4 separate regions of the Homo sapiens genome follow, and all the other regions are linked to region 3. The links are chromatin contacts, found by Hi-C or POLR2A ChIA-PET in ENCODE. All regions are on one chromosome and are shown on one strand. The core of a region is the stretch at or near the end of the contact, and the rest is flanking DNA. Distances in the headings are between cores, read along the strand shown.

Region 1 (2,759 bases), core at 217-2,716, 4.2 Mb after region 3:
ACATACCTGCTTCCCTGACCTCTCCAGACTCCACCAGGTCAGCTTATCACACACTGCCATAGAGCTCTCCTTGATAAGCACTTGCCAGAGTTATAACTTTATTCAAATCATCATGCAGACAAACAGCACATGTCACCCCTCACCCACAATCGCAGAGGACTCCAGGAAACCTCCCTGAGGGCAGGGGCTTTGTCCGATCTTGCTCACCGCTGGTTCCTGGGTTTGAATCCCAGCTGTGCTGCACACTAGCTGTATGACCATACCAGTTAACCTTTTGGAGCCTCAGTTTTCTCATCTGTAAAATGGGAATGACCACCATATCTAGGATCATGCACATAAATAATGGCCACAGGGCATGGCGAAGAGTAGGCAATTATCTGCTGTCAGTCAGGAGGTATTATTAGTCAGTGCTAGACAACTATTTGTTGAAAGAAGAAAAGAGCTACCTATAGGAGGGCTCATCTCAAAGGATCTGCCATTCCTGTCTGACAGATGAAGATGCAGAAAGCCGTGCGGGCCATGCGGGCACGGGAGGCAGTTAGGTTGAGGCAAGTGTCCTGCCTTCCAGTTTGGGGCTCTTTTATTAGGATCCTAGAATGACGCATTATTACAACTCTCAAAGGTACCTGGGCCAGGTGCAGTGGCTCAAGCCTGTAAATCCAGCACTCTGCGAGGCCAAGGCAGTGGACCACTTGAGGCCAGCCTGGCCAACATGGCAAAACCCCTTCTCTACTAAAAATATAAAATATAGCCGGGCATGGTGACACATGCCTGTAGTCCCAGCTCTTCAAGAGGCTGAGGCACAAGAATCTCTTGAACCTAGGAGGCAGAGGTTTCAGTAAGCAGAGATCATGCCACTGCACTCCAGCCTGGGTGACAGAGCGAGACTCTGTCACAAAAAAAAAAAAAAAAAAAACCAAGGTACCTAGTCCACCCTACACTGCCCTCTCCCACCCCTGGTGATGACAGATGCTCCAATCTGCTCTGTTGCCTCCCTGTCAGATCATCTAGACATCACCTGCACACTGCTATCAACAGGAACACCACTGTATGGAAGGAGGGAGCCTGGACTTGGGGTGAGGTAGGCCTGGGCTCAAATACAGCAATGCCATTTCCAACCTGCACAACCTTGGGTGACGTATTCAACGTCTCTGTGAGGCAGTTTCCTCACATGCAAAAAGGGAAGATGGTCATTAACAACCCTCCCTCCTTGGCCAGGCGCAGTGGCTCACGTCTCTATAACCAGCACTTTGGGAGGCTGGGGTGGGAGGATCACTTGAGGCTGGGAGTTCAAGACCAGCCTGGGCAACATAGCCAGACCTTGTCTCTACAAAAATTACAAAAATTAGCAAGGCATGGTGGCACATACCTGTGGTCCCAGCTACTCAGGAGGCTGAGGAAGGAGGATCGCGTGAGCCTGGGGAGGTCAAGGCTGCAGTGAGTCATGTTCGCATCACTGTACTCTGGGCGACAGAGTGATGAGACCTTGTCTTCAAAAAAAAACTTACCCTCCCTCTGAAGGAAGTTGAGATGACACAGAATTAACAACTATAACCACAACTGCGGCCAACATCCGAGTGCACTGAGCGCTCCTGGTGTGCCAGACTCCTGCTAATAATACATGTATCTACTCTCCTGCAATGGCTCTGCCAGGCAGTTGCTATAATTATCTCCATCTTACACATGAGCAAACGGAGGCAGGAAGTGGTTATGTAACTTCACAGCTGGTGGGTGGCAAAGCCGGACCGGAACCCAGGCAGGCTGGCAACAGTCCACGCGTGCTCCTCCATCACACCACTGACGTGCTAGAGGAGGAAGATGGTGCTGGAGGAAGGGCCTGCCTAAGGCTGAGGCCGGCAGACCTCCTGCTGACTCCCCTGCCTCCACCGCCATTCCCAGCCCTGGGCCCTGGGCAGTGTACAGTGCTGCCTGGGCTCATGAGATGTCCCAGTCTGGGCCAGGTGTGGTGGCTCACACCCGTAATACCAGCACTTTGGGAGGCTGAGACAGGTGAATCGCTTGAGGTCAGGAGTTTGAGACTAGCCTGGCCAACATGGTGAAACCCTGTCTCTACTAAAAATATGAAAATTAAAATTAGCCGGGCATGGTGGTGAGCGCCTGTAATCCCAGATACTGGGGAGGCTGAGGCAGGAGAATCACTTGAACCCGGGAGGCAGAGGTTGCAGTGAGCCGAGATTGTGCCACTGCACTCCAGCTTGGGCGATGGAGTGAGACTCTGTCTCAAAAACAACAACAACAACAAAAACAACAATAACAAGAAGTCCCAGTCTGACTGCTCCCCAGGCCAGGCTTGGTGACTTTCCACCAGCCACAACGGCCTCCCTTCTGTGCCAAGAACAGTCTGGCTCCTTCCCACCTCAGGGCCTCTGCACCTGCCAATCCCCCTGCCTAGACCACTCTTCCCTCAAACATATCCATAGCTGGGTAAAAGTTTGCCTTCTGTGCTTCAGGTGCCCACTCAGATGTCACTTCAGACCATAAGTAACCTACCTCGCCCCCTACCTGGTGCCACTCTCTATCTCCCTACCCGACTTTACTTTTCTTCATGATTACTGCCTGGTGTTACACAGTTACATCTTTTTTGTTTGTATTTGTCTAGCATCTGTCTCTCCCGCCAGACTTTTAAGCTCCACAAGAGCAAGGACAGTATCGTCTGAGTTGTTCCCTACTGTGTCCCCAAGGCCAAGAACAGTGTCTGGTCCTTCCCAGCTCTGCTGATTTCCTGCTGTGTGATCCTG
Region 2 (2,810 bases), core at 1-2,500, 4.4 Mb before region 3:
CCCGTCACCTTCCCCCCATTCCCGTCCCCGAATCTTCGAGCCCGCTTTCCAGGGACCCTACCTGAGGGCCCACAGGTGAAGCCACTTAGTGCCTGATCTGTGTCGGGGTTGGGGGAGCCATGGGCTCAGGGGTGAGGGAGAGTGGAACGGAGCCAGGAAGGGAGGGGGTGCCGTGGAGGGAAGAGAATCGAGGCTGATGCTGGGGTGCAGGGGTGGCATGGGGTGTGTGGTGTGCCCAGCAGTGTGAGTCTCTGGAGAGGTGGGCGCTGGGGAGAAGGAGAGGGAAGGAGAGACGGGTATGGATGGAAAGGCAGAGGAAGCCAGGCTAAACCAGCGTGTCCCAATGAGGGGCCCTGGGCTGAGTGGAGGAAATGGGTGCGGTGGAGGTGGGTTTGGCTGGGCACAGCGGGCACGTGTGGGTAAGCGGGTGGGGCCGGTTGTGCGGGTGGCCTATCTGGGGCAAGCAGCCGAGGCCGACTGTGTCCGGCGTGTGGTTGAGCACGGGCAGGTGTCTGGCGGTGACCCTGCACGTCTGGTGTTTACCTGGCCCTGGGTCTGACGTGGGCCGCGCCTGGCTGCTGGCGGGACAGTGTGTTATCTGCCTGCGGACGCTTCCGGCCACTTGGCCTGGGCCTCTGCCCTTAGCGCTGTGTTTTCCCGGCCAAGCCCCCCATCCCCCCTATCTAGTGCTAGGACTTTCTGGCTCCAGAGGTCACCGCGGCCGGGCGGAGGCTGCCAAAGCAAACCAGCCCCGTGACTTGTAGGAAGCCAGCGGGGGAGGGGCCGGGGCAGGATGAGCAGGGCAGGCGGGAGAGGCTGGGGCTGGGGTTGGGGCCCAGGAATTGGGCAGGGAATTAGGCAGAGGTGCAGCAAGTGGCGGGCACAGCCAGGACCTGGGGCTGGAGGACGCAGAAAGGGCGGGGGGAAGGGTTCGCTGGGTGAGGGTGGAGTGGGCTTAGGGCAGCTGGGGCCCTCCATCTGATCTCTTCTGGTCAGACCCCCACCCTTCAGCCTGCACTTTCTCCCTAAACCCCCAGCCTCCGGCCAGGCCTGTCCCTGTTCCCACATCCCCGCAGACAGGCACACCTGGGTCCCCCTGGAGGTCCAAGGCAAGCCCCGTAGCTGGGCCCGCCTGGTCCAGCCCCCACAAGCCCGGCCCCATCAGCCAGGTGGCCTCCAGTGCTGCCAATCGAATGGTCCGGCCCCTCCCCGCCCCTTCACCCGCCCCTCGCCCAGCCCCCTCCTCCTCAGGTGAGGCAGCCTGGCCTAGCAGGCCCCACGCCACCGCCTCTGCCTCCAGGCCGCCCGCTGCTGCGGGGCCACCATGCTCCTGCCCAGGCCTGGAGACTGACCCGACCCCGGCACTACCTCGAGGCTCCGCCCCCACCTGCTGGACCCCAGGGTAAGGACAAGGGCCCCCAGACTCACAGTTCCAGCCCTGAGGACAGGGGTTCCCTCATCCCCCCACCCAGCCTAATGCCCACCTCCTAATAGAGGGGTTCCTGGGGACCTGAAGAGGGGGCACTATGACGTCCCCCCAAGCACCTAGGTGTTCTGTCCTGCTCTTCCTTCAGACTCAGCCGTTGGACCCCAGTCCTTTCCTCCCCAGACCCAGGAGTTCCAGCCCTCAGGCCCCTCCTCCCTCATACTAGGGAGTCCTGGCCCCCAAATTCCTCCTTTCCCAAGACTTATGATTTCAGGTCCTCAGCTGTCTCCTCCCTCAAACCGGGATCCTCAGTCCCCTGCTCCACCAGGCTCAGGCATGGGGGTCCCCATCCCTGCAAATCCAGGCGTCCCCCCGCTGCTGGTCAGACACTGACCCCATCCTTGAACCCAGCCCAATCTGCGTCCGTGATCACGGCGTGCTCTGGCCAAGGCCCAGTCCCTACAGCCTGCCTGGATGGACGCCTGGGACTGGGGGCGCCAGGACTGGGCTGGGCTGGGCTCCCCCAGGCCCTGCCTCCCCGTCCATCTCCTCACAGGTCCCACCCTGGCCCAGGAGGTCAGCCAGGGAATCATTAACAAGAGGCAGTGACATGGCGCAGAAGGAGGGTGAGTCCCCTTCCCTGAGCCCCAGCTTTGGCTCTGCCTGGCGCCCCGCCCTCTGTGCTCTTTTCTCTACCCTCTACTCTTCGGAGCCCCCTCTCTCTGGGCACCCCTCCCAGATGCATCCCCACCCCTGTTAGTCCTCCTCCACCTGATTAACTATTAACCACATTTTCTGTGCAGCTGTGCCACCACCAGCCTCCCTTCTACCCTATGTGACCTTCCTGGCGTGCTGCCTCAGTTTCCCCTCATCCCCCAGTGATTTCTCAGCTAACTCTGGACTTGTCCTCTGCTGGGGCTGAGGCGGGGAAGCTGTAGCTGTCATGGTTAAGGACACAGATTTGGAGTGAAACACACAGGCTTGCATTTGAATTTGCTCTTGCCATCTTTTTTGCTGTGTGATCTGGTGCAAGTGACATTATTCTTAGGGCTTTGGTCTCCCTCTGGGTCAAGCATGGATACCAGTCCTCCCTCTGTGAGGTTGCTGAGTGCATGACACACACCAGGCACTGGTCTGGGGCTCTGCATATAAGACGCATGCCATCAAGCAGAGCTGTCATGACAGAGGTTGGCAAACTCGGAGTCCCAGAGACCCAGGACCCCCACCGATCCCAGACATTCCTCCACCTCCTGGCTCTGTGGGCAAAAGAGCAGAGGGAGGACTTTGGACTGGGCCTGGATGGATGGAGAGGGGAGAGACGGCAGAGAAACCACCATAAGGATGAGAGAGAGAGACTGCGTCATGGAGTTGCTGGCCCTTGGGA
Region 3 (2,857 bases), core at 7-2,506:
CTCAGCCCAGGTGAGTTCTCCTTAACTCAGCCTAGAAGAGATCATCCGCCCGAGGGTGAGGGGGCTAGAGCCGCCCTGTGAATTGGGAAAGGAGGCCCCTTTTCAGCCTTGCCAGGTATCCTGGACCCCACCCAACCCACTCACTCACCCACCCAACCCCAGCAAGTGGGGAGAGGGAGAGCAGTCCAGGTCTCCTTATCTGTCTGGGCTGTTTAGGAGTGAGACCACACAAGGCAGGCAGTTCTCAGAGAATTCCCCTCCAAGGCCTGCTGGCTCTTTCTTGGCACTTTGCTCTGCAGATTTCTTTCCGTAAGTGCTTATTTCTCACAGTCTTTCTCCTTTTTGTCCAGTTTCTTTTTCTTTTTAATTTTTTTAAATAGTATTTTTTGTAGACATGGGATCTCACTGTTGCCCAGGCTGATCTTGAACTCCTGATCTCAGGTAATCCACCTGCCTCATCCTCTGAAAGTACTGGGATTGGCCGGGCTTGGTGGCTCACACCTGTAATTCCAGCTCTTTGGGAGGCGGAGGTGGGAGGATCGCTTGAGCCCCGGAGCTGGAGATTAGCCTGGGCAACATAGGGAAACCCCGTCTTTCAAAAAAAAAAAAAAAGAAGAAGAAAAAGGAAAGAAAAACACAAAAAGTGCTGGGATCACAGGTGTGAGCCACTGCGCTCAGCCCCTTTCTGTTTCTTTTTGTGATCCTCCCAACCCTCTTCTCCCTCTGAATCTGTCTCTGGGACTGTCTCTGTCTCCCCGTCTTCCCTCCCTTCCTCACCCTGTCTATCTCTCTCTGTATGTCTCTTGGTGTGTGTGTCTCTCTCGATGTTTTTCTCTCTGCCTGTCTGCCTGTCTGTACCCCTCTGCGTCTCTCCCCGCCCCCATCCGTCTGTGTCGCACGCGCACCCCCATCGGGCTTCTGCTCTTGTCAATTGCCCCTGGGGCCCTGCCCCCACCTCCGCCCCAGTTTCCTTCTACAAGCCTCAGTCTCCAGCTTTGAAAACTGGGCAGGCGTCCCCCCATCCGCACCCCCACCCCTTCCCCACGCATTCCCCGCTCGGTCACGGCTGTCCACCGGCCAAGCTCAGGCGCGTCCTGGCCCAGGGCCGGGCGGAAGGGAACCAGTCCAGGGCCAGCCAGGCTGCGCCGGGGGCGCGCGTCCGGGAAGCGCCCCTCCTGCCCCGCCCCCGGCCCCGGCCCCGGCCCCGCCCCGTGCTTGCAGTTTCCTATAAGTAGCCGGCTCTCGGTGCCAGCCTCAGCCTGACTTCAGCGCTCCCACTCTCGGCCGACACCCCTCATGGCCAACCGTTACACCATGGATCTGACTGCCATCTACGAGGTGAGTCCCCGCCGCACGGCATCCCCGGTACCTGCATGCCTGAGTCCGAGTCCCCACCTCTCTAGCGCCGCAAACTCCAGCCCGGGACGCTTGCCTCCCTTCTCCAACTGGGGCTCCCTAGCGCCGCGCCCTCCAGCCTGGGGCCCCTGCCTCCCGCTCAGACCAGCTTGGTGATTTGGAGGTGAAAATGGAACCCGCGACACCCGGCTCTTCGCTCAAACATGGGTGGGGCGGCCCATGCAAGTGGAAAGTCGGAGAACTTTTCTCAGACCGAGGCTGCCTGGAGGCGGAAGTGGCCCCCATACCTGGCTCACCCCTAGTCGTTGCTGAGGGCGTGGTTTTGCGCGGAGGCGTCTCTGGGGCTGAAGTCTCAGGGTGGGGGGATCCGACTTCTGTCTCTCCAGTCCCTGACCGTAGAGACAGAGAACCCTAAAACCGAAGCAATCCGGACTTCCAGGTCAACTTTGCCCGGTTTCTCCAGTTGTGAAACTGGAGATCCCGACGCGTGGGTCATATCCGGGGAGGACAAGAGACCCAAAATTGGGAAACAGTGGTGCGCCCTGACTTCGGGGTCCCCCTCTTGGTCCAGCCGGGGAAGCCGGGATTCCTGGGTCCCTCGGGATAAGGCCTCGGTGGTGGGTAAACTCAGAACCTCCAACTCTGGGTTCCTGGCATCCGGAACCCAGGGGTTTCTGCGGGCGGGTGGGGCTCAGGCGGGGAGCCCACAAACCGGCCTGGCAAGCTCTAGTTCCCTGCAGCTGGGGTGGGGCGTCGCCCTGCATTTTCAGGTGCCTTAACCGACCCATTTCCGCAGAGCCTCCTGTCGCTGAGCCCTGACGTGCCCGTGCCATCCGACCATGGAGGGACTGAGTCCAGCCCAGGCTGGGGCTCCTCGGGACCCTGGAGCCTGAGCCCCTCCGACTCCAGCCCGTCTGGGGTCACCTCCCGCCTGCCTGGCCGCTCCACCAGCCTAGTGGAGGGCCGCAGCTGTGGCTGGGTGCCCCCACCCCCTGGCTTCGCACCGCTGGCTCCCCGCCTGGGCCCTGAGCTGTCACCCTCACCCACTTCGCCCACTGCAACCTCCACCACCCCCTCGCGCTACAAGACTGAGCTATGTCGGACCTTCTCAGAGAGTGGGCGCTGCCGCTACGGGGCCAAGTGCCAGTTTGCCCATGGCCTGGGCGAGCTGCGCCAGGCCAATCGCCACCCCAAATACAAGACGGAACTCTGTCACAAGTTCTACCTCCAGGGCCGCTGCCCCTACGGCTCTCGCTGCCACTTCATCCACAACCCTAGCGAAGACCTGGCGGCCCCGGGCCACCCTCCTGTGCTTCGCCAGAGCATCAGCTTCTCCGGCCTGCCCTCTGGCCGCCGGACCTCACCACCACCACCAGGCCTGGCCGGCCCTTCCCTGTCCTCCAGCTCCTTCTCGCCCTCCAGCTCCCCACCACCACCTGGGGACCTTCCACTGTCACCCTCTGCCTTCTCTGCTGCCCCTGGCACCCCCCTGGCTCGAAGA
Region 4 (2,785 bases), core at 243-2,742, 4.2 Mb before region 3:
TCAGCAATTGCTAATATCATGTTTATTGCCTTGAATAAAAGAGATGAAGAAATAAAGGAAAAAGAGGAAAGGAAGGGGGAAAGGAATGAAGAAAGGAGAGACAAGAAATAAAGCATTTTAGGCCGGGCCTGGGGGCTCACACCTGTAATCTCAGTACTTGGGAAGACTGAGGTGGGCATATCACTTGAGGTCAGGAGTTCAAGACCAGCCTGGCCAACATGGCAAAACCCCATCTCTACTAAAAATACAAAAACTAGGCCGGGCACGGTGTCTCACGCCTATAATCCCAGCACTTTGGGAGGCCGAGGCAGGCGGATCACGAGGTCAGGAGATCGAGACCATCCTGGCTAACACAATGAAACTCCACCTCTACTGAAAAAAAAATACGAAAAAAGTTAGCCGGGCGTGGTGGCATGCACCTGTAGTCCCAGCTCCTCGGGAGGCTGAGGCAGGAGAATAGCGTGAACCCGGGAAGAGGAGCTTGCAGTGAGCCAAGATCACACCACTGCACTCCAGCCTGGGCAACAGAGCAAGACTCTGTCTCAAAAAAAAAAATGCAAAAACTAGCTGGGCATCGTAATGCACACCTGTAATCCCAGCTACTGGGGAGGCTGAGACAGGAGAATCACTTGAACCCAGGAGGTGGAGGTTGCAGTGAGCCAAGGTCGCACCACTGCACTCCAGCCTGGGCAACACAGCAAGACTCCATCTCAAAAGAAAAAAAAAAGAAAAGTATTTTAATATCAAAGAAGAAGGAAGAGGGCCAGAAAGAAGAGATAGGGCTGAAAAAAGAAGGCAGGAAACAAGCAGAATGTTTCCAAAGAGTCCCATGAACTATTCAGAAAACAGTTGTTTTGTTTTGTTTTGTTTTGAGACGGAGTCTTGCTCTGTCACCCAGGCAGGAGTGCAGTGGCATGATCTCGGCTCACTGCAACCCCACCTCCTGGGTTCAAGTGATTCTTCTGCCTCAGCCTCCTGAGTAGCTGGGATTATAGGTACACGCCACCATGCCCAGCTAATTTTTGTATTTTTAGTAGAGACGGGGTTTCAACATATTGGCCAGGCTGGTCTCAAACTCCTGACCTCATGATCCACTCACTTTGGCCTCCCAAAGTGCTGGGATTACCGCGCCCGGCCAAGAATTTTGTCTTTAAAGGAGTTGACAGTGGGGTGTGGACCGTGTAGCCGAGACAGCTTGCAGGGTGAGTTAAGAGTCCGCCTGGATTCCATCCCCAGCCCTGCCACACTTTGTCCATGAAGCAAGTGACTGTCCCTTCCCAAGCCTCAGTTTCTGCACTGCAGAATGGGGACCATTGTCCGTGGCATTTCCACAGGTTGGCGTGAGAACCTGTTGAGCCCACGCAGCAAGGTGTGCCTGTTGTCTATGGTAAGGGGCAGACGGCATTGCCTACTTTCCACTCGTAAGATGTCATTGCATGTACCCGGTTCTCACTTGGCAGATGAATCAAAGGGCTATAAATAGCCATGTCTTGGTTTCTCATAAACGCATTAAATATGACTTGGCATCTTGCCCAGGCTTCCTGTCAGGGCAGTGGACGAGGATTGTTTTGCAGAGGTCTGATGAGTGTCAAGGTTATAGTCACGTGCAGGTGCGTGAGGCAGGACTCGAAGTGAGCCCCAGCTGCCCTGGGGAATGAGGGGGTCTTCCCTTCCACCCCCATGCCCTCCTTGGCATAGGTTTACACCAGCCACTGTGGGCCCTGGCAAGCCCCGCCTTGTGGCTCAGGCTGGGCCACTGGCCTCTTTGCTGGCTTTGCCTGGACTCACCCCACTGGTCCAGCTTGCATTTGGTCAGTCTATTCACAGGTGAATTCTGGGAAGACTGGACCCGGCTATGGGAAGAGGGGAGAGGAGGGAAAGGTGGACACATGACTCGTGAGCTTGCTGGGCTGTCCTGGGCCCCTCCCTCCATCTTACTTCATGAAGTTCTCTGAGGCTGACCTCACCCCTGACTCAGGGATGAGGCCCTGGGGGTGGCAGATGTGGACTCTGGAACCCCGCTGCCTAGGTTCAAGTCCCAGCTGCTCCATAGAGGACCTCAGGCTTGTCTATGCTCTCAGTACCTCAATTTCCCCCCTCTGTGAAATGAAGGTAATGCCTCATAGAATCTACCTCATGGGGCTGCTGGAAGGATTCAATGGATGTTGATCATGATCATGATTTCCTGATACTCAGAATAATGCCAGGCACAGATTATCTGCTCTGAAAAACGTTTTGCTATTATTATTTTTCTGCTAGTGATAGTTAAGAGCAAGGACTCTAGACCCAGCCCAGTTGGGTTCAACGCTCAGCTCCACCACTTGCAACCAATGTAACCTTAAACCTGGATATAATCTCTCTGTGTCAGAGGCATGTGAACCAGAACAACTCCATCTTGAATGGGGCTGGGTAAAATGAGGCTGCATTCCCAGATGGTTAGGCATTCTAACTCACAGGATGAGATTGGAGGTCAGCACAAGATACAGGTCATAATGACCTTGCTGATAAAACAGTTTGCAGTAAAGAAGCTGGCCAAAACCCACCAAAACCAGAGTGACCTCTGTTCGTCCTCAATATGACACTCCCATCAGCACCATGACAGTTTACAAATACCATGGCAACATCAGGAAGTTACCCTATATGGTCTAAAAAGGGGAGACATGAATAACCCACCCCTTGTTTAGCGTAACATCAAGAAATAACCATAAAAATGGGCAGCCAGATGCCCTCAGGGCTGCTCTGTCTATTGAGTAGCCATTCTTTATTCGTTTACTTTTTTAATAAA

Evidence for each region. A loop is a pair of places that touch in the nucleus more often than their neighbours do. ChIA-PET counts read pairs that join two places held with the same protein, here RNA polymerase II (POLR2A). Pooled maps may share reads with other maps.
Region 1: a pooled map shows a loop between it and region 3 (4-fold over the local background). The contact joins the enhancer-like site here to the promoter of ZFP36 in region 3. A Hi-C loop is called at or near these places in 2 of 50 pooled maps.
Region 2: a loop to region 3 is called in a map of gastrocnemius medialis, with 13 times the contacts of the local background. The contact joins the promoter of HPN here to the promoter of ZFP36 in region 3. A Hi-C loop is called at or near these places in 1 of 168 maps with a recorded cell type or tissue (gastrocnemius medialis) and 1 of 50 pooled maps. POLR2A ChIA-PET finds 5 or more read pairs at or near these places in 1 of 52 experiments (Panc1).
Region 4: a loop to region 3 is called in a map of CD8-positive, alpha-beta T cell, with 9 times the contacts of the local background. The contact joins the enhancer-like site here to the promoter of ZFP36 in region 3. A Hi-C loop is called at or near these places in 2 of 168 maps with a recorded cell type or tissue (CD8-positive, alpha-beta T cell and naive thymus-derived CD4-positive, alpha-beta T cell) and 7 of 50 pooled maps.

What each region holds. Positions count from the first base shown.
Region 1 is chr19:43,561,250-43,564,008 of GRCh38, forward strand. The region is part of intron 2 of XRCC1 (X-ray repair cross complementing 1); the gene reads right to left. Among named protein-coding and RNA genes, the nearest start is that of XRCC1, 13 kb to the right of the region's middle. RefSeq lists an enhancer at 1,836-2,336. Within about 2 kb of position 1,467, at least 28 of the 41 ENCODE cell types and tissues checked have a DNase peak (open chromatin) inside an H3K27ac peak, as active enhancers do.
Region 2 is chr19:35,040,471-35,043,280 of GRCh38, forward strand. It overlaps HPN (hepsin), which reads left to right and starts at 1,251. Exons shown (of 13, transcript NM_001384133.1): 1 at 1,251-1,402; 2 at 1,983-2,052. The coding sequence starts at 2,037. RefSeq lists an enhancer at 1-722.
Region 3 is chr19:39,405,591-39,408,447 of GRCh38, forward strand. ZFP36 (ZFP36 ring finger protein) reads left to right here and starts at 1,257. Exons shown (of 2, transcript NM_003407.5): 1 at 1,257-1,338; 2 at 2,153-2,857. The coding sequence starts at 1,315. RefSeq lists a silencer at 851-1,300 and enhancers at 1,421-1,620, 1,671-2,308, 2,309-2,857.
Region 4 is chr19:35,212,584-35,215,368 of GRCh38, forward strand. The region is part of intron 2 of LOC105372379 (a long non-coding RNA gene); the gene reads left to right. Among named protein-coding and RNA genes, the nearest start is that of FAM187B, 15 kb to the right of the region's middle. RefSeq lists enhancers at 1,154-1,353, 1,394-1,443. Within about 2 kb of position 1,493, at least 25 of the 41 ENCODE cell types and tissues checked have a DNase peak (open chromatin) inside an H3K27ac peak, as active enhancers do; they include CD8-positive, alpha-beta T cell, where a contact is called at or near this core.